Linked DNA regions of Homo sapiens: region 2 is linked to region 1. The links are chromatin loops, found by intact Hi-C in ENCODE. Cell type or tissue: psoas muscle. All regions are shown on one strand. Links, peaks and the distances in the headings refer to the core of each region. The heading gives the core; the rest is flanking DNA.

What was found. Hi-C counts contacts between places; a loop is a spot of excess contacts. Peaks named below come from ENCODE experiments on the same cell type or tissue, not always from the same donor. Only the 100,000 strongest peaks of a DNase experiment are listed, where the experiment ranks them.
Region 2: it touches region 1 in a loop (2.1-fold over the local background); 1 of 110 quality-filtered maps calls a loop at or near these places.

What each region holds. Positions count from the first base shown.
Region 1 is chr2:202,839,790-202,855,396 of GRCh38, reverse strand. All of the region lies in intron 1 of ICA1L (islet cell autoantigen 1 like), which reads left to right. It also overlaps the pseudogene KRT8P15. Among named protein-coding and RNA genes, the nearest start is that of ICA1L, 24 kb to the left of the region's middle. In psoas muscle, for the core only: no CTCF peak of the experiment used is centred there; a DNase peak (open chromatin) is centred at 6,359.
Region 2 is chr2:202,988,641-203,004,247 of GRCh38, reverse strand. It overlaps the pseudogene C18orf32P4. Among named protein-coding and RNA genes, the nearest start is that of NBEAL1, 18 kb to the left of the region's middle. RefSeq lists a silencer at 15,388-15,607. In psoas muscle, for the core only: no CTCF peak of the experiment used is centred there; no DNase peak of the experiment used is centred there.

The DNA.
Region 1 (15,607 bases), core at 3,751-8,750:
AGCAGTCTATTTTGTTAATCTTTTTAAAAAACCAGCTCCTGGATTCGTTGATTTTTTTGGAGGGTTTTTCATGTCTCTCTCTCCTTCAGTTCTGCTCTGATCTTAATTATTTCTTGTCTTCTGCTAGTTTTTGAATTTCTTTGCTCTTGCTTCTCTAGTTCTTTTAATTGTGATGTTAGGGTGTCGATTTTAGATCTTTCCCACTTTCTGATGTGGGCATTTAGTGCTATAAATTTCCTTCTTAACACTGCTTTAGCTGTGTCCCAGAGATTCTGGTACGTTGTGTCTTTGTTCTCATTGGTTTCAAAGAACTTCTTTATTTCTGCTCTAATTTCATTATTTGCCCAGTAGTCGTTCAGGAGCAGATTGTTTAGTTTCCATGTAGCTGTACGGTTTTGAGTGAGTTTCTTTTTTTGTTTGTTTGTTTTTTGAGACCTCTGCCTCCTGGGTTCAGGGAATTCTCCTGCCGCAGCCTCCCAGGTAGCTGGGACTACAGGCGCCCACCACCACGCCCAGCTAATTTTTTTATTTTTAGTAGAGACGGGGTTTCACCATATTGGCCAGGCTGGTCTCAAACTCCTGACCTTGTGATCTGCCCGCCATGGCCTCCCAAAGTGCTGGGATTACAGGCCTGAGCCACTGCACCCGGCCTCAGGTGAGTTTCTTAATCCTGAGTTCTAATTTCATTGCACTATGGTCTGAGAGACTGTTTTTTATGATTTCTGTTCTTTTGCATTTGCTGAGGAGTGTTTTACTTCCAATTATGTGGTTGATTTTAGAATATGTGCTATGTGGCACTGAGAAGAATGTATATTCTGTTGATTTGGGGTGGAGAGTTCTGTAGATGTCTATTAGGTCCGCTTGGTCCAGAGCTGAGTTCAAGTCCTGAATATCCTTGTTAATTTTCTGTCTCATTGATCTGTCTCATATTGACGGTGGGGTGTTAAAGTCTCCCCCTATTATTGTGTGCGAGTCTAAGTCTTTTTGTAGGTCTCTAAGAACTTGTTTTATGAATCTGGGTGCTCCTGTATTGGGTGCATATATATTTAGGATAGTTAGCTCTTCTTGTTGCATTGATCCCTTTACCATTACGTAATGCCCTTCTTTGTCTTTTTTGATCTTTGTTGGTTTAAAGTCTGTTTTATCAGAGAGTAGGATTGAAACCCCTGCTTTTTTTTTTTTCTTTCCATTTGCTTGGTAAATATTCCTTCATCCTTGTATTTTGAGCCTATGTGTGTCTGCACATGAGATAGGTCTCCTGAATACAGCACACTGATGGGTCTTGACTCTATCCAATTTGCCAGTCTGTGTCTTTTAATCGGGGCATTGAACCTCTTTACATTTAAGGTTAATATTGTTAAGTGTAAATTTGATCCTGTCATCATGATGCTAGCTGGGTATTTTGCACATTAGTTGATGCAGTTTCTTCGTAGTATCATTGGTCTTTATATTTTGATGTGTTTCTGCAGTGGCTGGTACTGGTTTTTCCTTTCCATAGTTAGTGCTTCCTTCAGGAGCTCTCGTAAGGCAGGCCTGGTGGTGACAAAATCCCTCAGCGTTTACTTGTCTGTAAAGGATTTTATTTCTCCTTTGCTTATGAAGCTTAGTTTGGCTGGATATGAAATTCTGGGTTGAAAATTCTTTTCTTTCACGTGTCTGTTGGCTGCATAAATGTCTTCTTTTGAGCAGTGTGTGTTCATATTCTTTGCCCACTTTTTGATGGGGTTTTTTTTTCTTGTAAATTTGTTTGAGTTCTTTGCAGATTCTGGATATTAGCCCTTTGTCAGATGAGTAGATTGCAAAAATTTTCTCCCATTCTGTAGGTTGCCTGTTCACTCTGATGGTAGTTTCTTTTGCTGTGCAGAAGCCCTTTAGTTTAATTAGATCCCATTTGTCAATTTTGGCTTTTGTTGCCATTGCTTTTGCTGTTTTAGACATGAAGTCCTTGCCCATGCCTATGTCCTGAATGGTATGGCCTAGGTTTTCTTCTAGGGTTTTTATGGTTTTAGGTCTAACATTTAAGTCTTTTTTTTTTTTTTTTTGACGGAGTCTCGCTCTGTCGCCCAGGCTGGAGTGCAGTGGCACAGTCCCGGCTCACTGCAAGCTCCGCCTCCTGGGTTCACGCCGTTCTCCTGCCTCAGCCTCCCGAGTAGCTGGGACTACAGGTGCCCGCCACTACGCCCAGCTAATTTTTGTATTTTTAGTAGAGACGGGGTTTCATCATGTTAGCCAGGATGGTCTCGATCTCCTGACCTTGTGATCCACCTGCCTCGGCCTCCCAAAGTGCTGGGATTACAGGCGTGAGCCACCGCGCCCAGCCACATTTAAGTCTTTGATCAATCTTGAATTAATTTTTGTATAAGGTGTAAGGAAGGGTTCTGGTTTCAGCTTTCTATATATGGCTAGCCAGTTTTACCAGCACCATTTATTAAATAGGGACTCCTTTCCCCATTTCTTGTCAGGTTTGTCAACGATCAGATGGTTGTAGATGTGTGGTATTATTTCTGAGGGCTCTGTTCTGTTCCATTGGTCATATGCATTTCTCTGATGGCCAGTGATGATGAGCATTTTCATCACTGGCCATCAGAGAAATGCAAATGAAAACCACAATGAGATACCATCTCACACCAGTTAGAATGGTGATCATTAAAAAGTCAGAAAACAATAGGTGCTGGAGAGGATGTGGAGAAATAGGTACACTTTTTTTTTTTTTTTTTTTTTTTTTGAGACAGAGTCTCGCTCTGTCACCCAGGCTGGAGTGCAGTGGTGCAATATCTCGGCTCACTGCAAGCTCTGCTTCCTGGGTTCACGCCATTCTCCTGCCTCAGCCTCCCGAGTAGCTGGGACCACAGGTGCCTGCCACCACGCCCGGTAATTTTTTTGTGTTTTTAGTAGAGACAGGGTTTCACCATGTTAGCCAGGATGGTCTCGATCTCCTGACCTTGTGATCCGCCCGCCTCAGCCTCCCAAAGTGCTGGGATTACAGGTGTAAGCCACCGCACCCGGCTGAAATGGGAGCACTTTTACACTGTTGGTGGGACTGTAAACTAGTTCAACCATTGTGGAAGACAGTGTGGCAATTCCTCAAGGATCTAGAACTAGAAATACCATTTGACCCAGCCATCCCATTACAGGGTATATACCCAAAGGATTGTAAATCATGCTGCTATAAAGATACATGCACACATAAATAGTAAAGACTGAAATGTTAGACCTAAATAGTAAAGACCTAAATAGTAAAGACTGAAATGTTAGACCTAAAACCATAAAAACCCTAGAAGAAAACCTAGGCAATACCATTCAGGACATAGGCAGCGGCAAGGACTTCATGTCTAAAACACCAAAAGCAATGGCAACAAAAGCCAAAATTGACAAATGGGATCTAATTAAACTAAAGAGCTTCTGCACAGCAAAAGAAACTACCATGAGAATGAACAGGCAACCTACAGAATGAGAGAAAACTTTTCCAATCTACTCATCTGACAAAGGGCTAATATCCAGAATCTACAAAGAACTCAAACAAATTTACAAGGAAAAAAAACCCCATCACAAAGTGGGAGAAGGATATGAACAGACACTTCTCAAAAGAAGACATTTATGCAGCCAAAAGACACATGACAAAATGCTCGTCATCACTGGCCATCAGAGAAATGCAAATCAAAACCACCATGAGATACCATCTGACACCAGTTAGAATGGCGATCATTAAAAACTCAGGAAACAACAGGTGCTGGAGAGGATGCAGAGAAATGGGAACACTTTTACACTGTTGGTGGGAGGTAAACTAGTTCAACCATTTTGGAAGACAGTGTGGTGATTCTTCAAGGATCTAGAACTAGAAATAGCATTTGACCCAGCCATCCCATTACTGGGTATATACCCAAAGGATTATAAATCATGCTGCTATAAAGACACATGCACACGTATGTTTATTGTGGCACTATTCACAGTAGCAAAGACTTAGAACCAACCCAAATGTCCATCAATGATAGACTGGATTAAGAAAATGTGGCACATATACACCATGGAATACTATGCAGCCATAAAAAATGATGAGTTCATGTCCTTTATAGGGACATGGATGAAGCTGGAAACCATCATTCTCAGCAAACTATCGCAAGGACAAAAAAACAAACACTGCATGTTCTCACTCATAGGTGGGAATTGAACAATGAGAACACTTGGTCACAGGAAGGGGAACATTACACACTGGGGCCTGTTGTGGGGTGGGGGGAGTGGGGAGGGATAGCATTAGGAGATATACCTAATGCTAAATGATGAGTTAATGGGTGCAGCACACCAACATGGCACATGTATACATATGTAACAAACCTGCACGTTGTGCACATGTACCCTAGAACTTAAAGTATAATTAAAAAAAAAAAAGAAAATTATTTTCTTTAAGAATGTTGAATATTGGCCCCCACTCTCTTCTGGCTTGTAGGGGTTCTGTAGAGAGATCCACTGTTAGTGTGATGGACTTCCCTTTGTCGGTAACCTGACCTTTCTCTCTTGCTCCCCTTAACATTTTTTCCTTCGTTTCACCTTGGAGAATCTGACAATTATATGTCTTGGGGTTGCTCTTCTTGAGGAGTATCTTAAGTGGTGTTCTCTGTATTTCCTGAATTTGAATGTCAACCTTTCTTGCTAGGTTGGGGAAGTTCTCCTCGATAATATCCTGAACTGTGTTTTCCAACTTGGTTCCATTCTCCCTGTCACTTTCAGGTAAACCAGTCAATCATAGGTTTGGTCTTTTCACATAGTCCCATATTTCTTGAGGGCTTTGTTCATTCCTTTTCATTCTTTTTTCTCTAATTTTGTCTTCATGCCTTATTTCAGTAAGTTGATCTTCAGTTTCTGATATCCTTTCTTCCGCTTGATTGATTCAGCTATTGATACTTGTGAATGCTTCACGAAGTTCTCTTGCTGTGTTTTTCAGCTCCATCAGGTCATTTATGTTCTTCTCTAAACTGGTTATTCTAGTTAGCAGTTCCTGTAACCTTTTATCAAGGTTCTTAGCTTCCTTGCATTGGGTTAGAACATGCTCCTTTAGCTTAGAGGAGTTTGTTACTATCCACCTTCTGAAGCCTACTTCTGTCAATTCATCAAACTCATTCTCCGTCCAGTTTTGTGCCCAGAGGAGTTTCATCATTTGGAGGAGAAGAGGCATTCTGTTTTTTGGAATTTTCAGCATTTTTGTGCTGTTTTTTCCTCATCTTGGTGGATTTATCTACCTTTGATCTTTGAGGCTTGATGACCTTTGGATGGGGTTTTTGTATGGGGGTCCTTTTTTGATGTTGATGTTATTGCTTTCTGTTTGTTAGGTTTTCTTCTAACAGGCCCCTCTTCTGCAGGTCTGCTACAGTTTGCTGGAGGTCTACTCTATAACCTGTTTGCCTGGGTATCACCAGCAGAGGCTACAGAACAGCAACGATTGCTGCCTGTTCCTTCCTCTGAAAGCTTTGTTCCAGAGGGGCACCAGCCTGATGCCAGCTGGAACTCTCCTGTATGAGGTGTCTGTTGACCCCTGCTGGGAGGTGTCTTCCAGTCAGGAGGCATGGGGGTCTGGGACCCACTTGAGGAGGCTGTCTGTCCCCTAGCAGAGCTCAATTGCTGTGCTGGGAGAATCCTCCTTGTCAGGATCAGATGCTCTCTTCAGAGCCAGCAGGCAGGAACATGTTAAGTCCGCTGAAGCTGTGCCCACAGTTGCCCCTTCCCCCAGGTGCTCTGTCCTAGGGAGATGGGAGTTTTATCTAAAAACCCCTGGCTGGGGCTGCTGCCTTTCTTTCAGAGATGCCCTGCCCAGTGAGGAGGAGTCTAGAGAGGCAGTCTGGCCATAGCCACTTTCCCGCACTGTGGTGAGTTCTGCCCAGTCTAAACTGCCTGGCCTCCTTAGCACTGTCAGGGGAAAACTGCCTACTCAAGCCTCAGTAATGGCAGATGCCCCTGCCCCCACCAAGCTTGATCGTCCCAGATCAACTTCAGACTGCTGTGCTGGCAGTGAGAATTTCAACCCAGTGGTTCTTAGCTTGCTGGGCTCTGTGGGAGTGGGACCCACTGAGCGAGACCACTTGGCTCCCTGGCCTCAGCCCCCTTTCCAGGGGAGTGAACGGTTTTGTCTCGCTGGGGTTCCAGGCACCACTGGGGTACAAAAACAAAAACAAAAACCTCCTGCAGCTAGCTCGGTGTCTGCCCAAACAGCCACCCGGTTTTGTGCTTGAAACCCAGGGCCCTGGTGGTATAGGCACATGTGGGAATCTTCTGGTCTGCGGATTGCAAAAACTGTGAGAAAAGCATAGTATCTGGGCCAGACAGCACAGTCCCTCGTGGCTTCCCTTGGCTGGGGGAGGGAGGGCCCCAGCTCCTTGCACTTCCTGGATGAGGCAACGCCCCACCCTGCTTCTGCTTGCCCTCCGTGGGCTGTACCCACTGCCTAACCAGTCCCAGTGAGATGAACTGGGTACCTCAGTTGGCAATGCAGAAATCACCTGCCTTCTGCGTTTGTCTCCCTGGGAGCTGCAGACCAGAGCTGTTCCTATTCGGCCATTTTGCCAGATCTCTGCTCCGTTATAATTTTATGGGACCACTGTTGTATATATGGTCCATCACTGGCTAAAATGTCATTATGCGGTGCATGACTATATATATCTGTACACACACAAAATATATATGTATGTATACAAAGACTAGACATTGTCTTATTACAATAATACAACTTAAAGAGATTTATGACTTTTCAGACTATATTTTAGAACCATGGCTGAGATCAGGGGTCTGCAGACTTTTTCTGTAAATGGCCAAATAGTAAATAATTTTTTGCTTTGTGGGCTGTGCAATTTGCTGGATGTACCTAACTGCCTTTGTAGCAAGAAAGCAGCTAAAGACTAATTTGCCAGCAGGCCATAGTTTGCCAGTCAGCTCAGATCTCTGAATTGAGCTGGGACATGTTCTTGGTTAGGGAGATCATTTGCCCACAGATGACTTTCTTCTGAAATGAGTTAGATCACTTCAGTAAACTTGTTTCGGTTCCTTTTATTAGATTGAGTCCCATGCAATTGCTGTTTTTATAGGTAAAAAATGGCCTAATGTTGGCACTTTCACATAGTCAACCAAAAGTTTAAAAATATGCTGTTTGGCTGGGCGCGGTGGCTCACGCCTGTAATCCTAGCACTTTGGCAGACCGAGGCAGGTGGATCACCTGAGGTCAGGAGTTCGAGACCAGCCTGCCCAACATGGCGAAACCCCATCTCTGTTAAAAATACAAAAATTAGCCGGGCATGGTGGCTAATCTCAACACCTCCTCCCTTCTCCCCACTCCAGTAGTCCCCAGTGTCTACTATTCCCATCTTTATGTCCATGTGTACTCAATGTTTAGTTCCCACTTAAAAATGAAAACATGTGGCATTTGATTTTCTGTTCCTGCATTAATTTGCTTAGGAAAATGGCCTCCAGCTGCATCCGTATTGCTGCAAAGGACATGATTTTGTTCTTTTTTATGGCTGCATAGTATTCCATGGTGTATATGTATCACATTTTCTTTATCCAGCCCACTGTTGATGTGTATCTAGGTTGATTCCATGTTTTTGCTATTGAGACTAATGCTGCAGTGAACATACAAGTGCCTGTATCTTTTTGTTTACCACCCTTTCTATTTTATTGAAGGTCTCATTTGTTCTCACTGCTTAACTATATATATATATAATTCCCATATAATATTTCATTCTAAGCTCTGATAAAAAGTAAAATGAAAAAATATAACATGAATTCTTAAGTGCCAGCAATTTCTATTCCAAGCACTTTACATATATTTCTCATTTAATTCTTATAACAATCCATTTACTTCATTATTCGTATTTTACTGATGAGGAAACTAAAAGAGAGATTAATGTAACTTGCACGAGGTCCCACAGCTAATAAAAAAAAGTTCTTAGGTTCAAACCTAGACAGTCTGACTAGAGACCCAAGCTTGAAACAATTTTTTATTACTACAGTTTTAATTACCTGTTGGAAATTTTGGAAAACTCTGATGTTCTTGATCATTTCAGATTCAAGATGTCACAGATGAAATGTGTAACCTTCCCACTTAGAGAACTGCTTCTTCTAATTGCCCTTATTTTTCTGGGGCAAAACTGCTTAATCATTATTTACCAAGTTCTGTAGATATCTGCCTTTATAGCCATTCTTACACTAATGGCTTGGTCCAGGCTTTTATTAGATTATGTCTGGAATATGGAGAGATTGTTCTGAACTCTCTGTGTTTAGTCTCTCTGCTAAACAGGTCTCTACAATCTGTACCATCAATCTGCCTTTCTCTTCTTCAGCCTGTATTTGGAATAGTATTTCCTTGCCTCCTGCTGTTAAAATCTGTTTTTCTTCAACATACAGTTCAAAGGAAATTTCACTCATGGTACCCAGCACATCAGAATTTCAATCCTATTTCTGTTATTAATTAGGTGTTCGATTGTTAGCAGGAGAGGGGGAGACCAGCTCCCTTACAAATAAAGTTCATGTGATTTAATATATAGTCTTGTAATAACTATTTTAACTTCTCAGATATTTTTATATGCACTTACTGATTATTAGTCACATTTCAGGTAAGATTGCTACATAAAACTATAAGCACTTAATATATATTTAACAATGAATGAATGAATGAATGAATGACTCACTTTTGGATAAGGGCTTGCAAGTGTTGGATAGTGTGGTGTTATTTTTTATCAACATTTGCTGGTTCCTAACTTCCGTAGCTCTCATTACAGTCTTGTTACAGTGTTGGGTGTGTTAGGCTTCAGGGACAGGCCTCTGACCTTCTGCCCTCCTTTGACCTGCCTTGAGACTCTGAGTGTTTCCCTGAGTTCTGTGAACCACTCTGGCAAATTAATCGAGCCCAAAAAGGAGTCTTGGGAACCCCCCACTTGAAGCTGGTGGGTCAGAAGTTCTGGAGACCCTGACTTGCAACCAGTCTCTGGTCTAGTGGGGGTGAGGGCACAGTCTTAGGATCTCTACAAAAAAAAGAAAAAAAAATTAGCCAAGTGTGATGGCATGCACGTGTGGATCACTTGAGCTTGGGAGGTCAGAGCATAATGGCACTGCTGCACTCCAGCCTAGGCAACAGAGCAAGATCTTGTCTAAAAAAAAAAGAAAGAAAGAAAAACCAAAAAGGGTAAAAGTATAACTGGTCTTGATAAGAAAACATTTTTATAATAATAATAGTTATTCAAATAATAGTTATACATGTTAATTGTAGCAAATTTGCTGCAGAAAACTATCAGAAACTACAGTAAACTGTCATCCATGATCCCACTGCAGAGAAAACCATTGCCGACATTTTTGAGCATTTCCTACCAGTTCCCCCCTTCCAAAGTTGAATTATTTATAAACCGTCACTCTGAGGAATGTTGATTGTGTTCGTAAGAAAACTCATGGCTTAGGAGCCAGAGTAAGCAGGACTACTATGTTAAACAGCAGGTTTGACTAATATATTTTCTTAATTGCATCAAACACTAGTGTTATATTAAGTCAAAAGTCTTCACAGATTATTTTTCTCAAGAGGATTTCAGTGCTTCAGTGTGCACATTAATATCAGTTCCACTTGCTTTTCAGTGATGTCATAGTAATGAGACGTTATAAGTGAATACAAATCTACCTCTAAAGAGATTATTGATTTGTTTTATTTTACTTAAGATTTGAATTCCAAATCCAGGACACAGCTGAAAATTTAAATACTGTATAGTGTAAAAAGGAATAAAGTATTCCTTTTTTTTTTTTTTAAGACAGATTCTTGCTCTGTTGCCCAGGCTTGAGTGCAATGGCGTGATCTTGGCTTACTTCAGCCTCCGCTTCCCGGGTTCAAGTGATTCTTCTGCCTCAGCCTCCCAAGTAGCTGGGATTACAGGTGCCTGCCACCACGCCCAGCTTATTTGTATATTTTTAGTAGAAACAGGGTTTCACCATGTTTGCCAGGCTGGTCTTGAACTCCTGGCCTCAAGTAATTCACCCGCCTTGGCCTCCCAAAATGCTGGGATTACAGGTATGAGCCACCATGCCGGGCCTCAAGTATCTTTTATGAAGAAATTACTTGAGCCTATCCTTTTGCTAAATAAGAGTGAAAACTGATAGAGGCTGTAGTAGAATAATGGCCTTCCAAAGATGTCCATGTCCTAATTCCTGAAACCTATGAATATGTTACTTTCTGTTGCAAGAGACTGTGTTCAAAGAGACTTTGAAGATGTAATTAAGTTAAGGATATTGAGATGGGGATATTATCCTGGATTATTTAGGTGTGTCCAATATAATCACATAGGTCTTCTTAAGGGGAAGGCAGAAAGGTCAGAAGAAGATAAGACAATGTGATGACATATAGAATTAGAGAAAGATTAGAAGATGCTATGCTGCTGGCCTTAAAGATGGAGGAAGGGGGACCACATGCCAGGAAATGTAAGTGGCTTCTAAAAGCTATAAAAGACAATGAAATGGATTCTCCTTTGTAGCCTCCAGAAGAAATGCAGCCGTCTGACAACTTTATTTTAGGACTCTGACCTCCAGAATGGGAAGACAGTAAATTAATTTTGTTGTAAGTTACTAAGTTTGTGATCATTTTTTATAGCAGCAGTAGGAAATTAATACACAGGGAATATATCTTTCTCATTCTTGACGTTTCCTCCTATGTTAAAGGAGCTCAATTAGTTTAACTCCTAGTCTCTCTCTACCCTCTCATTTCTTTCTAGAGGAGGAGTGGCTTGTCTGGTAAATTTGGGAAGCAAAAATTGGGCAAGTTTATCTCAATTCCTTCTTTCTTCTCTCATACAGGGAAGCCTCTGGTGATTCAGTTACCTCTGACTGGCTTGTTGAATTTAATTTTAGTGCTCGGTTATGAAGATTATTTGGCTCTCACAGTAAGCTATATCCAGAAACTTGACCATTGTCAGTAGCAAAAATTATATGTTGGCCTCCAGCTGCTACTCCTTATTTGTTTATTTTTTATTTTTTTAATTTTAATTTTCTTTTTTTATAGATTTTTTGAGATGGGGTCTCACTGTGTCCCTCTGGCTGTAGTGCAGTGGCACATTCATAGCTCACTACAGCCTCAAACTCCTGGGCTCAAGTGATCCTCCCACTTCAGCATCCCAGGTAGCTGGGACTACAGGCATATGCCACAATGTATGGCTAATTTTTTTATTTTTGGTAGAGATGGGGTCTCACTTTGTTGCTGAGGCTGGTACACCAATCCTTTGACACAGCAAATCCAATTCTGGATTTTTATCCAAGAGAAATGAAAACATTTTTCTGCAAAAATACTTGTATAGGTATGTTCATAACAGCCTTATTTACAATAGTCCCAAACTGGAAACACTGGTATATTGATACAATGGAATTCTATTCAACAATCAAAAAGAATAAACTGGGAAAAGCTAAGGAAAAAAAACACATTCATTGCTTCTGATAAGGTAGGGATTGGCAAGAAAGTGATACAAGGAAACTTTCTGGGAAGTTGGAAATGTTCTATATAAGATATCCATTTGTCAAAAGTATACAGCTAAAGAGTTTGCACCCTGGGCCCTAGAGCCAAGCTCTTGCTGTGTGTGGCTGAACGCTGGGTACCAGCTCTGCTGCCACAGAGATCTTGGCTTTACCCCAATCCTAGAGCTACTCTAATGCTGCACTCACTAGTGCTCTTATTCTCAGTTCTCTTAGCTGTTTAACAAGCATCTGCATCTCGCATTCTGTTACACAGCAGCAAGGATCCCTGCATCCCAGACACCAATGCCATTACTACCTGGGAACTCAGAACTGCAGTACCTCCACACATTTGTGCATCAGGCCTGAGTTCTGTGATTATTCCATGGGTGCTACTCATCAGGCACCAGTGCCAAGAGGGATCCCTTCAGCCATAGCTTCTCTGATGGGAAAAAAAATAGATTGGGGTGATCTTAGCAGTCATTGCCACCAAAGACCCCAACAACTCTTGCGCCACTGCAGAAACTCAGAACGTTGGTTGCTATGGATCCCTGTGATTTTTATCCATACCAATCTCAGCAGACAGAGCTGCACAGAGACCACACAGCTGGCACCCTGACTAGTGCCAGAACCACTGCACCCCACCCCATGGAGGAAAGTCAGTCCACAATGAAACTAGCCCATAAAGTCTACAAAAGGTAACTGTTCCACTAAGAGCACAGACATTAATGTAAGGCAACAAGAAAAATGGGAGACATAATACCACCTAAAAAACATAACCTCCCAGTAGCTGACCCCAAAGAAATGGACATATATAAACTGCCTCTCAAATAATATAAAATAATTGCTTTAAGTTTAGTGAATTTAAAGAAAAATACAGAGAAACATTTCACTGAAATCAGCAAAACAATAGATGACCAAAATAAGAAATGTAACAGATTAAAATTATTTTTTTAAAAAAATCAAATTCTGGAGCTGAAAAATACAATTAATGAACTAAAAAATGCAGTAGAGAGCATTAACAGCAGACTTGATGAAGCAGAAGAATTAATATGTGAACTCAAAGACAGATTATTTCAAAACATACAGTCAGAGAAGAAAAAATGAAGCTTAGAAGATTTAAAGCTTATAAGATTTTCTCAAAAGAGCAAATATCCTAGTTATAGGAGTTTAAGCAGAAGAAGAGAGGGACAAAGGACCAGAAAGTTTACTTAAATAAATAATAGCAGAAAAATTTCCAAATCTGAGGAAAGGTATAAATATCCAGGTATGAGAAGGTCAAAGGTCTCCAATCAGATTCAACCTGAACAAGATTACACTAAGATATAATCAAACTGTCAAAAATCAAAGATGAAGAGAGCATCCTGAAAGTAGCAAGAGAAAAGCAAATCACATACAAAGGAGTTCCAATAAGGCTAGAAGTGGATTCTCAGGAGAAACCTACAGGCCAGTAGAGAGTGGGATGATAAATTCCATGTGCTGAAGGAAAAAATAAAACTGTCAAACAACAATACTTTACTTGACAAAGTAGACCTCCAGAAATGATGGAGATAAAAGCTTTCTCAAACAAAAACTGAGGTAGTTCATCACCACCAGATGTGTCTTACAAGAAATGATAAAGGGAGTTCTTCAAGCTGAGAGGAAAGGATGCTAATGAGTAACACAAAAACATCTAAAAGTATAAAACTCATTGGTACAATTACACAAATTTAGAATAATAGTATAATGGTGGGTCTTTAATATGAATGTTAAAAAACAAAACTATTAAAAATAATGGCTGCAATAGGCCTGGTGCGGTGGCCCATGCCTGTAATCCCAGCACTTTGGGAGGCTGAGGCAGGCAGATCACCTGAGGTCAGGAGTTCGAGACCAGCCTGGCCAACATGGTGAAACCTCGTCTTCACTAAAAAAAAATACCAAAATTAGCTGGGCCTGGTGGTAGGTGCCTGTAATCCCAGCTACTCGGGAGACTAAGGCAGGAGAATCACTTGAACCTGGGAGGTTAAGGAGCCAAGATCATGCCACTGCACTCCAGTCTGGGCAACAAGAACAAAACTCTATCTAAAAAAAAAAAAAAAATAGACCAAGAAGCAGCTTCCCTGCTCCTTCTGGGATCTCCATCTGGTTCAGCCCACCTGCCTCCACTCCTGCATCAACCATGTCCATCATGGTGACCCAGAAGTCCTACAAGGTGTCCACCAGAGGTGGTCCTCTGGCCCCCAGGCCTTCGGCAACTGCTCCTATGCGCGTGGGCCCGGTGCCTGCATCAGCTCCTTGAGCTTCTCCCGAGTGGGCAGCAGCATCTTTCGGGGTGTCCTGGGTGGAAGTTATGGTGGGGCCAGTGGCATGGGAAGCATCACTGCTGTCACAGTCAACCAGAGCCTGCTGAGCCCCCTTAACCTGGAGGTGGAACCCAACATCCAGGCCGTGTGCACCCAGGAGAAGGACCCTCAACAACAAATTTGCCTCCTCCATAGACAAGGTACAATTCCTGGAGCAGCAGAACAAGATGCTGGAGACCAAGTGGAGCCCTCCTGCAGCAGCAGAAGATGGCTTAGAGCAACACGGACAACATGTTCGAGAGCTACATCAACAGCCTTAAGCAGCAGCTGGAGACTCTGGGCTTGGAAAGGCTGAAGCTGGAGGCAGAGCTTGGCAACATGCCAGGGCTGGTGGAAGACTTCAAGAACAAATATGAGGATGAGATCAACAAACGTACAGAGATGGAGAATGAATTTGTCCTCATCAGGCAGTATGTGGATGAAGCTTATATGAACAAGGTAGAGCTAGAGTCTTGCCTGGAAGGGCTGACTGAAGAGATCAACCTCCTCGGGCAGCTGTATGAAGAGGAGATCCAGAAGCTGCAGTCCCAGATCTTGGACACATCTGTGGTGCTGTGCATGAACAACAGCCACTCCCTGGACATGGACAGCATCATCGCTGAGGTCAAGGCGCAGTATGAGGAGATGGCCAACCACAGCCAGGCTGAGGCTGAGAGCATGTACCAGATCAAGTATGAGGAACTGCAGACGCTGGCTGGGAAGCACGGGGATGACCTGCGGCATGCAAAGACTGAGATCTGGGATGAACCAGAACGTCAGCCAGCTCCAGGCTGAGATTGAGGGCCTCAAAGGCCAGAGAGTTTCCCTGGAGGCTGCCATCGCAGATGCCTAGCAGTGTGGGGAGTTGGCTGTTAAGGATGCCAATGCCAAGCTCTCCGAGCTGGAGGCTGCCCTGCAGCGGGCCAAGCAGGACATGGCGTAGCAGCTGCATGAGTACCAGGAACTGACGAACATCAGGCTGGCCCTGGACATCAAGATCACCATCTACAGGAAGCTGCTGGAGGGCGAGGAGAGCCAGTTGGAGTCTGGGATGCAGAACATGAATATCCATATGAAGACCACCAGTGGCTATGCAGGTGGTCTGAGCTCGGCCTATGAGGGTCTCACAAGCCCCAGCCTCAGCTATGGCCTCGGCTCCAGCTTTGGCTCTGGCATGGGCTCCATCTCCTTCAGCCACACCAGCTTCACCAGGGCCATAGTTGTGAAGAAGATTGAGATCCACGATGGGAAGCTGGTGTCCGAGTCCTCTGATGTCCTGCCCAAGTGAACAGCTGCAGCAGCTCCTCCCAGTGTGCCCCTCCTGCAGCTGCCCCAGAGCTTGGGAGGGAGGCCGCTGTGCAGGGGAGCACAGGGAACAGGAGACCCACCTGAGGCTCAGCCCTAGCCCTCAGCCCACCCGTTCGTGAGTTTACTGCCTGGGGATCCCCCTTGCCCATTCCTCCAGCTACAAAACAATTCAATCGCTTTTTTTTTTTTTTTGGTCCAAAATAAAACCTCAGCTAGCTCTGCAAAAAAAAAAAAAAATTAAAAATTAAAAAAAATAATAATAATGGCTACAATAATTTATTAAGGGATATACAATATAAAAAGATGTAAATTGTGACATCAAAACCATAAAATGTCAGGCAGGGTAAAGTGTATACAATCAAAGTTAAGTTGTAATCAGCTTAACATAGCCTGTTATAACTATAAGCTGTTTTATGTAAGCCTCATGGTAAACACAAAGCAAAAACCTATAGTGGATAAACGAAAGATACAAAGTAAGGAATTAAAGCATACCACTAGAGAAAAATCGTCTAATCACAAAG
Region 2 (15,607 bases), core at 6,410-11,409, 150 kb before region 1:
TGTAATAATTTTTTCTTTTCTTTTTTTTGAGATGGAGTCTCACTCTGTAACCCAGGCTGGAGTGTAATGGCACAATCTTGGCTCACCGCAACCTCCGCCTCCCGTGCTCAAGCAATTCTCCTGCCTCAGCCTCCCGAGTAGTTGGGATTACAGGCACGTGCCACCGCACCCGGCTAATTTTTGTTTTTGTTTTTGTTTTTCAGTAGAGACAGGGTTTCACCATGTTGCCCAGGCTGGTCTCCAACTCCTGACCTCAGGTGATCCACCCACCTCTGCTGGGATTATAGGCGTGAGCCACTGGGCCCGGCCTGTAATTTTTTCTTGATAGCTGAACATGATGTACTAGGTAAACGGAACTGCAGTAAATAGGACTTTAGTAATGCAGTGGTAAAATGTGGAGGAAAGGGAGGCTTCCTATAGTCCTGTGATTAGATCTCAGTCTTTTAGTGAGCCTGTGCCTCTGAACTGTGCTTTTCAGTTTTTCCCCACCTTAGCTGGTACAGGATGATTAGTATGTGCTGCGGTTATTTCCCTTCTCCCATGTGGACGTCTAGAGCTGAATGGAGTTGGGTATCTCCCTTCGCCTAAGACGGTTAGGCTCTGGTAAGACAGTATCTCTTGAGGGCAGGCCTTGTTAAGAAAAATAGAATGGCTGGGTGTAGTGGCTCACACCTGTAATCATAGCACTTTTGGAGACCAAGGCGGGAGGATTACTTGAGCCCAGGAATTTCAGACCAGTTTGCGCAACATAGTGAGACACTGTCTCTATAAAAAAAAAAAAAAAGAAAGAAAGAAAAGAAAAAAAAAAGGCCAGGCGCGGTAGCTCACGCCTGTAATCCCAGCACTTTGGGAGGCCGGGGTGGGCGGATCTCCTGAGGTTAGGAGTTCGAGACCAGCCTGACCAACATGGTGAAACCCGTCTCTACTAAAAATACAAAATTAGCCTGGCATGGTGCTGCATGCCTGTAATCCCAGCCACTTGGGAGGCTGCGGCAGGAGAATCGCTTGAACCTGGGAGGTGGAGGTTGCAGTGAGCTGAGATCGCGCCATTGCACTCCAGCCTGGGCAACAAGAATGAAACTCCATCTCAAAAAACAAAAACAAAAACAGAATGCCCTGGGTTTTTTCTGTGTGTGTGTTTTGTTTGTTTGTTTTGTTTTTAGATGGAGTTTTGCTCTTGTTGCCCAGGCTGGAGTTCAGTGGGGTGATCTTGGCTCACTGCAACCTCCACCTCCTGGGTTCAAGCGATTCTCTTGCCTCAGCCTCCCAGTGCCTGGGATTATAGGAACCTGTTACCACACCTGGCTAATTTTGTATTTTTAGTAGACCGGGTTTCACCATGTTGGTCAGGCTGGTCTCGAACTCCTGACCTCAAGTGATCCACCTGCCTCGGCCTCCCAGAGTGCTGGGATTACAGGTGTGAGCCACCGCACCTGGCTGCCCTGGTTATTTTTAAGTGGGTCCTTTTTTTTCCTTCTACCTGCTGAAAACAAGGGGGAATTTTCCTGTAATAATTACCATAAGAACCTGGTCAAGTTCCTACAGGTAAAACTCACAGGAGTGTTGTGGCTTGCTCCATAACTAGCCCTCCCTCCCCCAAGAGCTTTTTACTCTCAGGCATGTCCACTCTGAGCCTCCAATAATTTGTCAGTTGCAGTTCAGGTTTGCCTGCCCTCATTCCAGTTCCTGTGGAGATTTATGCTCTCTCTCTATTTTTTTATGCTCTCTGTATTTTTACTCTCTCTCTCTCTCTCTCTCCAATTTTGGTGGCAAGGGTTTACCCTGTGACTTCATTTCTCTGGTGGATCTAGGAAGAATTGTTGATTTCTCCATTTGTTCAGCTTTTTATTTATTGGGATAGAGTCTTCCAAGCTCCTGGACACCAGAATTGCTGTCCATATGATACCACACAGTTGTCTAAGCTACAATGTCAGACATGCTCATGAAAACACTGTGATTATGATTACATTGACTGGAATGTGGGTGTTATCAGAACTCCTCAGTTACCCATTTACAGACTCTTTTATTAAAGTAGATTGTGAAGCCAGGTGTGGTGGCTCATGCCTGTCATCTCAATACTTTGGGAAGCGGAGGTGGGAGTCTCACTTGAGGCTGGGAGTTTGAGACCAGCCTGGCCAACATAGCAAGACTCTGCCCCTACGAAATAATAAAAAAATTAGCCAGGCATGGTGGCTTATTCCTGTAGTCCCAGCTACTTGGGAGGCTGAAGCAGGAGGATTGTTTGAACCCAGGTATTTGAGGCTGCAGTAATCCCTGATCATGCCACTGTACTCTATCCTGGGCAACATAGTGAGACTCTGTCTCAAAAAAACTAAAACTAAAATAGATTATGTATTCTTCTGTAGAATCACAGAGCTAAACAACTGAAAGTTACTGTAGAGATCATGTAATTTAGTGGCCCAATTTTAAATATTAAAAAATCAAGGCCTGAATCTGAATCTAACCAAGTCTCTAGACCAGTGCTGTCTGATAGAACTTTCTGCAGTGAAGGAAATGTTCCACATCTGTGCTGTTCAGTACAGTAGGCACTAGCCATATATAGCTATTAAACAATCGAAATGTGGCTTTTGCAACCAAGAAATAAATTTTTTGTTTTATTTAATTTTAATGTACATAGCCACATGAGGTTAATGGTTACTGTATTGGACAGTGAAACTCCAGAGCTAATTTGCATTGTAGAAAACACAGGGGATAGAGGATGGGGAGAGTTGAGAGATACCACCAAGTAATTCATATGCTTAGGAAAGCTTTCCAGTGGAGAGTGTATCTGAGCTAGGTCTTGAAGGAATGTTAGAATTCCAGTGTCCAGAAAGAAATAATAATTCTGAAAAGAGAATGCCTTGGGTAAAAGCTTGACTCCTGAGAAAATTCTCTTCTGTGTTTTGAGAAAACCATAATTTACTTGATGAGTCTATCTGGGGTAGAAGTAGCAAGGCAATCAGCTTGGTTGCAACCAACTCAGCATGGGTCCCTGAATACAGCTCAGTAATTTACATTTCACTTTGTGTAAAATTAAAGTTTTTAGGCAGGGATGTAATAAGATTAAGAATATATTTACTGTACTAGACCTTCTGATATCTTCCCCAGGGCAACATGTAACCATGCGTGTGTGCGCATGCACGCACGCACACACACACACACACACACACACGCACACACATAGAATACAGTAATTAAAATTAAGTTGAAACATGAAAGAAAACCACTTCACTTTCATTTGTAATAAACTTCCCATGCTGGCTGGGAAGTTAATTGAAAGTTAGGACTTCCACATTCTACAGTAGGAAAAATTCTTTAATCAAGAGAAAAAAATGAATTACTGGAAATTCTTGTTTAAAAATTAGCATTTTCTCATTTTAAATTCTTCTTTCCAAATGTGAAGAAAAGAAAAATTTGAGACTAGGGACATTTGTTCTCTTAAGAAAGCAGCTTTCAGCTGGGCGCGATGCTCACGCCTGTAATCCCAGCACTTTGGGAGGCCAAGGTAGGCAGATCACGAGGTCAAGAGATGGAGACCATCCTGGCCAACATGGTGAAACCTCATCTCTACTAAAAAAAAAAAAAAAAAAAAAAAAAAATAGCTGGGCGTGGTAGCGCACACCTGTAGTCCCAGCTGCTCAGGAGACTGAGGCAGGAGAATAGCTTGAACCCAGGAGGTGGAGGTTGCAGTGAGCCAAGATCGCACCACTGCACTCTAGCCTGGCATCAGAGCAAGACTCTGTCTCAAAAAAATAAATAAATAAATAAATAAAATTAAAATGAATTTAAAAAAAAAGCAGCTTTCTTGAAGTTCAACCATTCTAGTTCAAATTTAAGTTAATTGATATCTGAGATCTCTTGTTATGCATCAAGGAACATTTTTTTCCTTTCAGTATTATAATACTAAGATAATTAAAAAGAAAAAAAAACCCTGTTTAAAAAAAAAACACAAAAAAACCTTCGTGTAATTTCTACCACCGTACCTGCTCATCTCAATTAGTTTTTCCCTTTGCTTTCCATAGTAAGAGCAAATAATGCACATTATTTCTTGACATTAATCTATCAGCATTCCTAGGAATTACATCTGGCACTGTGTTTTCTTTCTTTCTTTTTTTTTTTTTGAGACAGAGTTTTGCTCTGTTGCCCAGGCTGGAGTCAGTGGTGCGATCTCAGCTCACTGCAACCTCCACCTCCCGGGTTCAAGCGATTCTCTGCCTCAGCCTCCCAAGTAGCTGGGACTACAGGCGCGCGCACCACCATGCCCAGCTAATTTTTTTGTATTTTTTAGTAGAGATGGAGTTTCACCATATTGGCCAGCCTAGTCTCAAACTCCTGACCTCAGGTGATCCACCCGCCTCAGCCTCCCAAAGTGCTGGGATTACAGGTGTGAGCCACCGAGCCCAGCCCCTAGTTTTTTAGATACTTGTTTTGACTTGTATATTCATTTGATTTATCAGGTAAGATAGTATCAGGTAAATATCTCCTTTTAGTTTTTCTGTTTGAGTAATAAAGCAATTAACAATTATCAATTTATTTGGAATTAAAATTACGAGATTTAGAATTTCTGTGGCAAATGGCTGTAACTATGACTCAGGGCTTTTTCATACTACATCAAAATTTTAACAGTAATAAAATAGGTAACACTTTTTTAAAAAGAATAGATCTGAGATCTAGTAGTTCCTACTTAAATTGACAGTTTGACACATATTAAGGCGGTCAACAGTGATTAAAATAGTAAATGTGCCACAATTTTTAAAAGACATCTCTGAACAAAGTTACATATTTTATTTCTTGTATTTTAGAGCCAGGATCTTGCTCTGTTGCTCAGGCTGAAGTGCAGTGACAGGATCACACCTCACTGCCATCACACCCAGCTGATTTTTAATTTTTTTCTAGAGATGGGGTCTTGCTATGGTTGCCTAGGCTGGTCTCAAACTCCTGGCCTCAAGCAATCCTCCTGCCTCAGCCTCCCAAAATGCTGGGATTACAGGCATTAGCCACCACACCTGGCCTCCTATTTTATTATAATGGATTTAACGTAGGGGAAAAGATCTTTGTTTATTATTACATTCCCATATTTATTTTCTGCCAAAAGGACCATTAGATTTTGTTTATCATATGATTCATCACCATAAACTAGATTAGTAGGTCAAGAAGATTATGGTTTTTCAGCTGTGAATAATCAGATGAAAAATGGTGCCCTAAAGAAATAACAAATGGGGCCAGGTGCAGTGGCTCACACCTATAATCCCAGCACTTTGGGAGGCCAAGGCGGGCAGATCACGAGGTCAGATCGAGACAATCCTGGCCAACATGGTGAAACCCCGTCTCTACTAAAAAAAAATACAAAAAATTAGCCAGGTGTGGTGGCGCGCTCCTGTAGTCCCAGCTACTCAGGAGGCTGAGGCAGGAGAATCGTTTGAACCCGGGAGGCAGAGGCTGCAGTGAGCTGAGATCGCGCCACTGCCCTCCAGCCTGGGTGACAGAACGAGACTCTGTCTCAAAAAAAAAAAAAAAAGAAAGAAATAACAAATGAGGCTGTGGAGAAAAGAGAATGCTTATACACTGTTGGTAGGAATGTAAACTAGTTCAGCCACTGTGGAGAACTGTTTGGAGATTTCTCAAAGAACTTAAAACAGAACTAACATTCAACCCAGCAATTCCATTACTGGGCATCTATTCAAAAGAAAATAAATCGTTCTACCAAAAAGACACATGCACCCATTATGTTCACCGCAGCACTACTTACAATAGCAAAGACATGCCCATCACGGTGGACTGGATAAAGAAAATGTGGTACATATATACAATGGAATACTACATAGCCATAAAAAAGAAGGAAATCATGTCCTTTGTAGCAACATGGATGCAGCTGGACACCATTATCCTAAGTGAATTAACATAGAACACCAAATAATGCATGTTGTCATTTATAAGTGGGAGCTAAACATTGGGTACTCGTTGACATAAAGATGGCAACAATAGACACTGGAGTCTACTAGAGTGGGGAGGGTGGGATAGGGGAAAATGCTGAAAAACTATTGGGAACTATGCTCACTTCCTGTGGGACCAGATCATTCGTATCCCAAACCTCAGTATCACTCGATATACCTACGTAACAAACTGCACTTGTACCACCTGAATCTGAAATAAAAGTTGAGGGCAGGCCTTGGTGGCTCAAGCCTGTCATCCCAGCACTTTGGGAAGACAGCTTGAGTTCAGGAGTTTGAAACCAGCCTGGGCAACATAGTGAGACTCTGTCTCTACAAAAAATAAAAAATAAGAAATTTAGCTGGGTATGGTGGTACACATCTGTAGTCTCAGCTACTCAGGAAGATGAGGTGGAAGATCCCTTGAGTCCAGGAGGTAGAGGCTGCGGTGAGCGATGATCACGCCACTGGACTCCAGTCTGGGCAACAGAGTGAGAGCCTGTGTTGTAAAAAGAAAAGAAAAGTTGAAATTGTAAGAAAAATAAATATGAATGAACCAAAAGCTTGTTTCAGTGTACATTTAGAAGGAAAAGGATAGAACATTTAAGAAAAAAATTGTTTTTTTTAAACTTGTTTTTTAAGTTTCCCAATGAGAAATCAAACAGCCTCTGTAAAGGACATGTCCTTATTTGAATATTTTTTAGAAATAAAAATAACATCACAAAAGCCTAGTTTCCCAATTATATCTTTTTGTGTTTGCAGTTATCCACTCTTATCCTATTAAAAGATTTCTGATGTTATAGTGGATATTGAAAGATCACTTTATTTAGAAAAAGAGAACCACTGGGGTGGAGGTAGAATGGGGAGTTATTGTTTAATGCATAAAGAGTTTCAGTTTAGGATGAAAAAATTCAGGAAGTGGATAGTGGTGATGGTTGCACAACAGTGTGAATGTACTGAATATCAATGAACTGTATACTTAAAACTTTTTTTTTTTTTTTAGACGGCGTCTTGCTCTGTCACCCAGGCTGGAGTACAGTGGTGCAATCTCAGCTCACTGCAACCTCTGCCTCCCAGGTTCAAGCAATTCTTCTGCCTCAGCCTCCTGAGTAGCTGGGACTATAGGCACGCACCACCATGCCTGACTAATTTTTGTATTTTTTAGTAGAGATGGGGTTTCACCATATTGGCCAGCCTGGTCTCAAACTCCTGACCTCAAGTGATCCACCCACCTCAGCCTCCCAAAGTACTAGGATTACAGGTGTGAACCACTGCACCTGGCCTTAAAACTTTTTAAAACCGAATGTTTAATACATTTGTAGGGATAAAAAGAATGCAACAAGAATTAGAATTTTGTAATTACATTAGACATTTATATAGAAGATGTTTCAACAGGGCTTGGTGGCTCACCTGCGTAATCCCAGCACTTTAGGAGGTCAAGGCAGGAGGATCACTTAAGTCCAGGAGTTCCAAACCAGCCTGGGCAACATGTTGAAACCCTGCCTCTACAAAAAATATAAAAAGTAGCCAGGTGCAGTGGCATATCCAGCTACTCAAGAGGCTGAGGCAGGAGGATCACTTGAGTTGAGGAGGTAAAGGCTGTAGCGAGCTGTGTTTGTTCCACTATAGCCTGGGTGGCAAAGCAAGACACTGTCTCAAAAATTAAAAAAAAAATAAAATAAAAATAGTAAAAGTTTAATAATTACTACTCTTATGGACAAGTGGCTTCATTGTGTTAGATGGTAATTATATCTTTATGTTTCACATCATTACCACCCCCCAAAACTCCACCCTTCATTTCACTGCACAGACTCACTGCACTGTTTCACAGTAAAACTCTGCTCCACTCCAATTAGAAGAGCCCAAATAAATTAGAGCAAACAGTAGTCAAATTCATAGGCACAAATGACAGAGGACCAAAGATTTTAAAGTACTGATTTAGTAACAAGAGCATCTACTGGCACAAACCTTCTATTTAATAATATTACTAAAACAGCAATAATAGAAATGAAAGCTACCTTAATGAAAAGGGAATTCAGGAGTGAAGTCATTAAATATAACTAACAACACTTTAAATATGGATTCCATCAATTTCATGATTAGTATCAGGTAAATATCTAATCCATCAATCCTGAATTCTGGTCTCAGAGAAAAAGGTCAGAGAGGATTACAAACAAGGTGCTTCATATTATCAAGTCCTTTTTTTTTTTTTTTTTTTGAAACAGGGTCTTGCTCTGTTGCCCAGACGGAAGTGCAGTGGTGTGATCTCTGCTCACTGCAACCTTGGCCTCCTGGGCTCAAGCAATCCTCCCACCTCAGCCTCCCGAGTTACTGGGACCACAGGTGTGCCGCACTACATCCATTAATTTTTGTATTTTTTGTAGAGATGGGGTCTCATCATGCTGGCCAGGTTGGTCTCGAACTTCTGGCCTCAAGTGATCACCTGCCTTGGCTTCCCTTGATATGGTTTGGCTGTGTCCCCACCCAAATCTCATCTTGAATGGTAACTCCCACAATTCCCACATGTTGTGGGGGGAATCCAGTGGGAGGTAATTGAATCATGGGGGTGGGTCTTTCCTGAGCTATTCTCGTGATAGTAAATAAGTCTCACCAGATCTGATGGTTTAAAAAAACGGGAATTTCCTTGCACAAGCTCTCTCTTTTTGCCTGCCACCATCCAAATAAGATGTGACTTGCTCCTCCTTGCCTTCTGCCATAATTGTGAGGCCTCCCCAGGGTAAGTCCATTAAACCTCTTTTTCTTATATATTGCCTAGTTTCAGGTATGTCTTTATCAGCAGCATGAAAACGAACTAATACACTTCTGAAGTGCTGGGATTACAGGTGTGAGCCACCATGCCGGCAATCAGGTCCATTTTTAAAATGATGAAATCCTCTAGGAAAATCACTTTAGTCTTTTTATCAGAGATGTCTGTTGGCCCTTTTGTTGGTAATCCATTTATGTCTGCATCCTTATAGTCTACTTTGCCATTGGATTCCTGCATAGCTTTTCTAGGCCATAAATGATGAACAAAAGGAGAAATCAGAGAGTATGTGGATGGCTCCAGGAATTTTTTGTAGATCCAGAGCAGGGCTAGAATGATGATTCAAAGGATGCACACCACTGTCCCAGGCTTGAGCTCCTAGACATGAGAGCCCAAGCTCTCCATGTGATAAAACTACTCTCCATGTGGGAAAAAAATAGAGAAAGAAATTTGACCCCCTCTGACACTAAAGTAGAAGGCGGGACTCAACTCTGGACCAGATTGAAGACTGGCTGACACAGGGAAGAGGCGAAAACACTTCTCCATAAAACACAGCCAACAGTGCCATGACAGTTACTCATTCCATGGCAATGACCTGGAATTTACCACCCTTTTTCTAGAAATTTCTGACTAACCTGCCCCTTAATTTGCATGTAATTAAAAGTGAGTATAAATGTGACTTCAGAACTGCCCCTGAGCTGCTACTTTTCACACAATGCCTATAGGGTGGCCCTTGAATTCCTTCCTAGGCAAAGCCAAGAACCTCCCCAGGCAGAGCCCCGATTTTGGGGCCCACCTGCCATGCAAAACCATATGCAGGAAACCACTCCAAGTAGACAGTAGACCGTTAATAAGAAAGGCAAAACCGTAAAGATTTAGCAGATCATATCTGCATGATCTCTGGGTAGGAAATTTTTTTTTAATTGTAAAATACATAACATAAAATTTGCAGCCCATGCGGTAGCTTATAATTCCAACACTGTGGGAGGCTGAGGTGGGAGGATCCCTTCAGGCCGGTAGCTCAAGGACAGCCTGGGCAACATAGGGAGACCCATGTCTCTACAAACATTAAAAAAAAAATTATTGGCCAGGCGCAGTGGCTCACACCTGTAATCCCAACACTTTGGGAGGCTGAGGCAGGCAGATCACTTGAGGTCAGGAGTTCAAGCCAGCCTGGCCAACATGGTGAAACCCTGTCTCTACTAAAAATACAAAAATTAGCCAGGCGCAGGGGCAGGCGCCTGTAATTCCAGCTACTTGGGAGGCTGAGGCACGAGAGTCGCTTGAACATAGGAGATGGAGGTTGCAGTGAGCCAAGATCACGCCACTGCACTCCAGCCTAGGTGACAGAGCAAGATTCAGTCTATAAATAAATACATAATGTATTCTTCCTTATGATGCATTTTAATAGTTCATGAATTGTTAGAGTTAAATCTGGTTATAACATGGTCTATGGAATAAAAAGTCTCGGGTTCAGATCCTAGGTTCCTGGCTTTCTAGATATATGATCTTGGGCAAGGTATTTAATCTTTTTGAATTTATTTGCTTTTATATAAAATTGGGGTAATAATATTCAGGCCAGATGTGAGGATTAAGTTATAAAGCATCTGGCACTCAAAAAATGTTATCTAGCTGGGCATGGTGGCTGACACCTGTAATCCCTGCACTTTGGGAGGTCAAGGTGGGAGGATCACCTGAGGCCAGGAGTTGGATGCCAGCCTGGGCAACACAGTGAGAGACCTGTCTCTACACAAAATTTTAAAAAGCAGGTTAAGGGCCGGGCGCAGTGGCTCCTGCCTGTAATCTCAGCACTTCGGGAGACCGAAGTGGGCAGATCACCTGAGGTCAGGAGTTCGAGACCAGCCTGGCCAATATGGTGAAATTCCGACTCTAATAAAAATACAAAATTAGTCGGGTGCGGTGGCACATGCCTGTAATCCCAGCTACTCGGGAGGCTGAGGCAGGAGAATCACTTGAACCCAGGAGGCGGAGGTTGCAGTGAGCCATGACCGCACCACTGCACTCCAGGCTGGGCAACAGAGCGAGACTCCATCTCAGAAAATATACGTAAAAAATAAAATAAATAAAAAGCAGGTTAAGGTGAGAGGATAGCTTGACTTTAGGAATTTGAGGCTGCAGCGAGCCATGATCGCCCCACTGCACTCCAGACTGGGAGACAGAGTGAGACTCTGAATTTTTTTCTAAAAAACGGAGAAGTTATCTATTATTTTATGGAACTATGTAAGTTATATATGTTAAATGAAGAACATCTTTACTTTACAGCATTGTTGACAGTCCAAATGCTGCTAAGCTTAGGGAAGGGTAGGCAAGTTAAAAGGAAAGTGCATGTTGCTGGGTAGCAAGTCATTAGGTAATTCTTTTTGTTGTTGTTGAGATGCAGTCTCGCTCTGTTGCCCAGGCTGGAGTGCAGTGGTGCGATCTCGGCTCACTGCAACCTCCGCCTCCCGGGTTCAAGCAATTCTCTGCCTCAGCCTCCTCAGTAGCTGGGATTACAGGCGCCCGCCACCATGCCTGGCTAGGTAATTCTTTTTAAACAACTTTTTGAAACACTGAGGTTTGTATTGTAGGTTTTTTTTTTTTTTTTTTTTTGAGACGGAGTCTCACTCTGTCGCCCAGGCTGGAGTGCAGTGGCGCAATCTCGACTCACTGCAAGCTCCGCCTCCCGGATTCATGCCATTCTCCTGCCTCAGCCTCCCAAGTAGCTGCGACTACAGGTGCCCGCCACCATGCCCGGATAATTTTTTTGTATTTTTTTTTTTTTTTTTTTTACTAGAGACGGGGTTTCACCGTGTTAGCCAGGATGGTCTCCATCTCCTAACCTCGTGATCCGCCCGCCTTGGCCTCCCAAAGTGCTGGAATTACAGGCGTGAGCCACCGCCCCTGGCTGTATTGTAGGTTTTACATGTTACTGAAAAAATAAATCATTAAATATATTGTCATTTGCTGTGTAATTTCATGTCTATGTACAAAGTCCATGCAATATTTCAGAAGTTAAAATAATTCCCTTTTTATAACAAGTCATTCTGTGCATTTCTGCTCATTTTCTCTTAAAATAAATGTCTTCAATCCTTTATTATGAGCAGAATTATTTCAAATCTAGGCCAAGTAATTTAAGAATCTAAGATATAATGGTTGTGGCTTAATCTCAAATATAAAAATTACTCACCTAAGTATTAGTAGTAGCTGTCTGATACTATCTGCAAGTTCTTATGTCTATATAACTTCAACTCCTAATTATTTATACATGTAATACTAATAAACATGTCACTTATTCCCTACAATTAAGTGTCTTCAGCTATTAAATAAGAAAATAATATTTACACTTGGCTCTATCCACAGAAATTTTGTGAAGAAAAATTGAGCAACATGTGAATACACTTTGAAATAAAGTAACAAATCCTATCTTATGAGAAAAATACAAAACTCAAATGATGTATAGTATATATAACAGGTTTTTCTACAAACCACGCTTCAATGCTGTCATGGCATACCAGCTGATAAACTGCTCTGCTAGTTTTCTAGGACTGAAGGCCATTTCATATCTGCCCTGGAGAATACAATAGCTAGTTTTAACTATTAGTACAGCAGTAAAAACACACAAGGTTTTCCTTGCATGCCACTCTGGATTTGATTCAACTTCTCAAAAATCTTACGTCCTTAGTTCACCTTTTTAGAAGTTCTTCAACTCATCCCAATATTGCTAACGTAGTACTTCACAAATGCTGTCTTATTCATTGGCTTGATATCTCTGAATTTTAACTACTCGATTCAACTGCTGTAATTTGAATTATTTTGCTCTGTCTTTTCAGTTTAATATTCTAATGTTTTAAGTCTAAATGTTTCCCAAAGTGCCCTGGCACTGAGAGTTAAGAGGAGAAAAAAGGGAAAAGATATTATTCCACTGAAATTTGTATTAGCAACTAGCTGGCTTCCTCAGAGTTCCTCCTAAAATTCATTAACCATCGACATCATTCAAACAAATGAATCCATGCTGCTCACCCTAAAGCACAATGCATGGATTTGCCTGTGTGAAGCCACATGATCACAAATCAGCATCTTCCCTGTGACCTTCAATTTGGTGTTCCTATGTGAACCCACTTATTTCAGTCCTTTTTTTTTTTTTTTTTTAAAGACGGAGTCTCGCTCTGTCGCCCAGGCTGGAGTGCAGTGGTGTGATCTTGGCTCACTGCAACCTCCGCCTCCTGGGTTCAAGCAATTCTCCTGTCTCAGCCTCCTGAGTAGCTGGGATTACAGGCGCATGCCATGACGCCCGGCCAGTTTTTGTATTTTTAGTAGAGACAGGATTTCACCATATTGGTCAGGCTGGTCTTGAACTCCTCATCTCAGGTGATCCACCCGCCTCGGCCTCCCAAAGTGTTGGGATTACAGGCATGAGCCACCGCGCCCGGCCAGTTCTTTATCTTAATGCATGATATGTGTCTCTGAATAGTTCTTTATTATACAGGGGTATCTGAATTTTAGCTGCTCTGGAAGATGGCTATCTTTTTGATGTGGCTCTTTGAACTTCCTAAAGTGGATTTTCATGTGAACCACAAAATCTACAAGTTGGATCATCATAAACATATGCCCCTAAGTTTGGTGAACATTTTTGGTCATTTTTGTATGATTCAGTAATAGAGACTTGATTTAACTTAAATTGATCAACTCAAGGGAAACTTACCTTGTGTTTGGCGATCCAGATTTAAACTTAATGTCATTGTCTTGTCTAATGTCATAACTATATTTTCTTCTGTGTTCCATTTAATTTTCAATTTTCATATCAGAACAAATTATTTGATAATGTCAGGTACATTTGAAGTCATTGGGTAATTACATGTGACGCAATAGTGACACTAAGTAAACGTCTTTTTAAGACTTTGGAGTCAGACAATTCTGCCCTTTCCAGATGACCTGGGGAAAATTATTTACCACTTTGGACCTCTTCATCTAAAAAAAATGGGACACAAAATCTCCAATTCCTTACAACCTGCCTACTCCTTTCAAAGGTGAATTAAAAAAGTGAAAAATTCATTCCATTGTGTTGGGAGTTAGGTTTCTATTGGAAGAGAGGGGGAAAAAACCCATCATATTGGGAGAGTTGGTTAATTGAAAAAATATCTACTTAAACTTATCCTCTGCAACAAAATAATTTCACTATACTAAAAACAACACATAAGAAAGCTATAGGAAATTTTAGATAAATGTTTATCTTCTATCTAGTTGGAGGAGAATTGTTTAAGCACAGAAGTCATCAAAATTAAAAGGCAAACTACAAACCAGGAAAAGTAACAGAGAGTTGATACACTTAATATATAAAACATGTTGCACTTCACACAATAGCCTTGAAGAAAAATGAGATGAACCTAGTATAGTGTGACATGGTAACAAATCTCAGACTAAAGTAGGTGTCCACAATTAAAACAACAAAACTATGCATTACACTGCTATATAATAAATAATTTGACTTTCCTTTATCTGTGGTTCCTGATAGTGAATCTTGGAATTTCCCAAGTACTAGGAGTGTATTTGTTATTCATGAGCGCCTTGAATCACACCTGAGTATATGCAATGAGATGACACATAGTGGGTCCCTAGATAGCTTCAGGATGGGAGCTAGTCATGCTATAAAGACCAAACATCTAATTAGAGGGTTGGGTTGGGGCTTTGAGCCAATGATATCAACTCAGCCTTCTGTCCTCCAGGAAAGACAGGAGGACTGAAGAATTAGTCCAATCATGGGCCAATGATTGAACCAATCATGCCTATGTAATAAAACCCCCTGAAAACTCTGGACATGAAACTCAGTAGATCTTCCTGGTTGGTGAATACATTGATATGAAAAGTGAATAACATGTCCTGATTCTACGAGAGGGCACAGAGGTTCTGCATTCAGGACCCTCACAGACCTCATCTTACGTATCTGTTCATTTGGTCATTTCTGGTTTGTATCCTTTCTAATAAAACTGTGGTTGTAAGTATAGTACTTTCCTGAGTTCTGTGAGTTGTTCTAGCAAATTATCAAACCTAAAAGGGGATGTGAGAACCTCTCAGATTTGTAGTCAGTTGAAAGTGCAGGTGGAGCTGGGAGTGGTGGCTCACGCCTGTAATCCCAGCACCAGCACTTAGGGAGGCGGGCAGATTACCTGAGATCAGGAGTTCGGAGACCAGCCTGGCCAACATGGTGAAACCCCATCTCTACTAAAAAATACAAAAATTAGCTGGGTGTGGTGGCACATGCCTGTAATCCCAGCACTTTGGGGGGCCAAGGTGAGTGGATCACCTGAGATCAGGAGTTCGAGAGCAGCCTGGCCAACATGGTGAAACCTCGTCTCTACTAATAATACAAAAATTAGCCAGGTGTGGTGGTGGGCACCTGTAATCCCAGCTACTCGGGAGGCTGAGGCAGGAGAATTGTATGAACCTGGGAGTTGGAGGCTGCAGTGAGCCAAGATCATGCCATTGCACACTAGCCTGGGCGACAAGAGTGAAACTGCATCTCAAAAAAAAAAAAAAAAAAAAAAAAAAGAAAACAATTTAAAAGTGGGTGAGCTATGATGCTGGCTGTGGTTAAAAAAAAAGAATAAAAAACAAATAAGAAAACAAAAATAAAAGTGGGCAAGGCTGGGCACGATGGCTCATGCCTGTAATCCCAGCACTGTGGGAGGCCAAGGTGGGTGGATTGCTTGAGCCCAGGAGTTTGAGACTAGCCTGGGTAACATGGTGAAACCCCGTCTCTACAAAAAATTAGCCAGGCATGGTGCGCATGACTGTAATCCTATCTACTAGGGAGGCTGAGGCAGGAGAGTTGCTTGAGCCTGGGAGGTGGAGGTTGCAGTGACCTGAGATCACACCACTACACTCCAGCCTGGGTGACAGAGCAAGACCTGGTCTT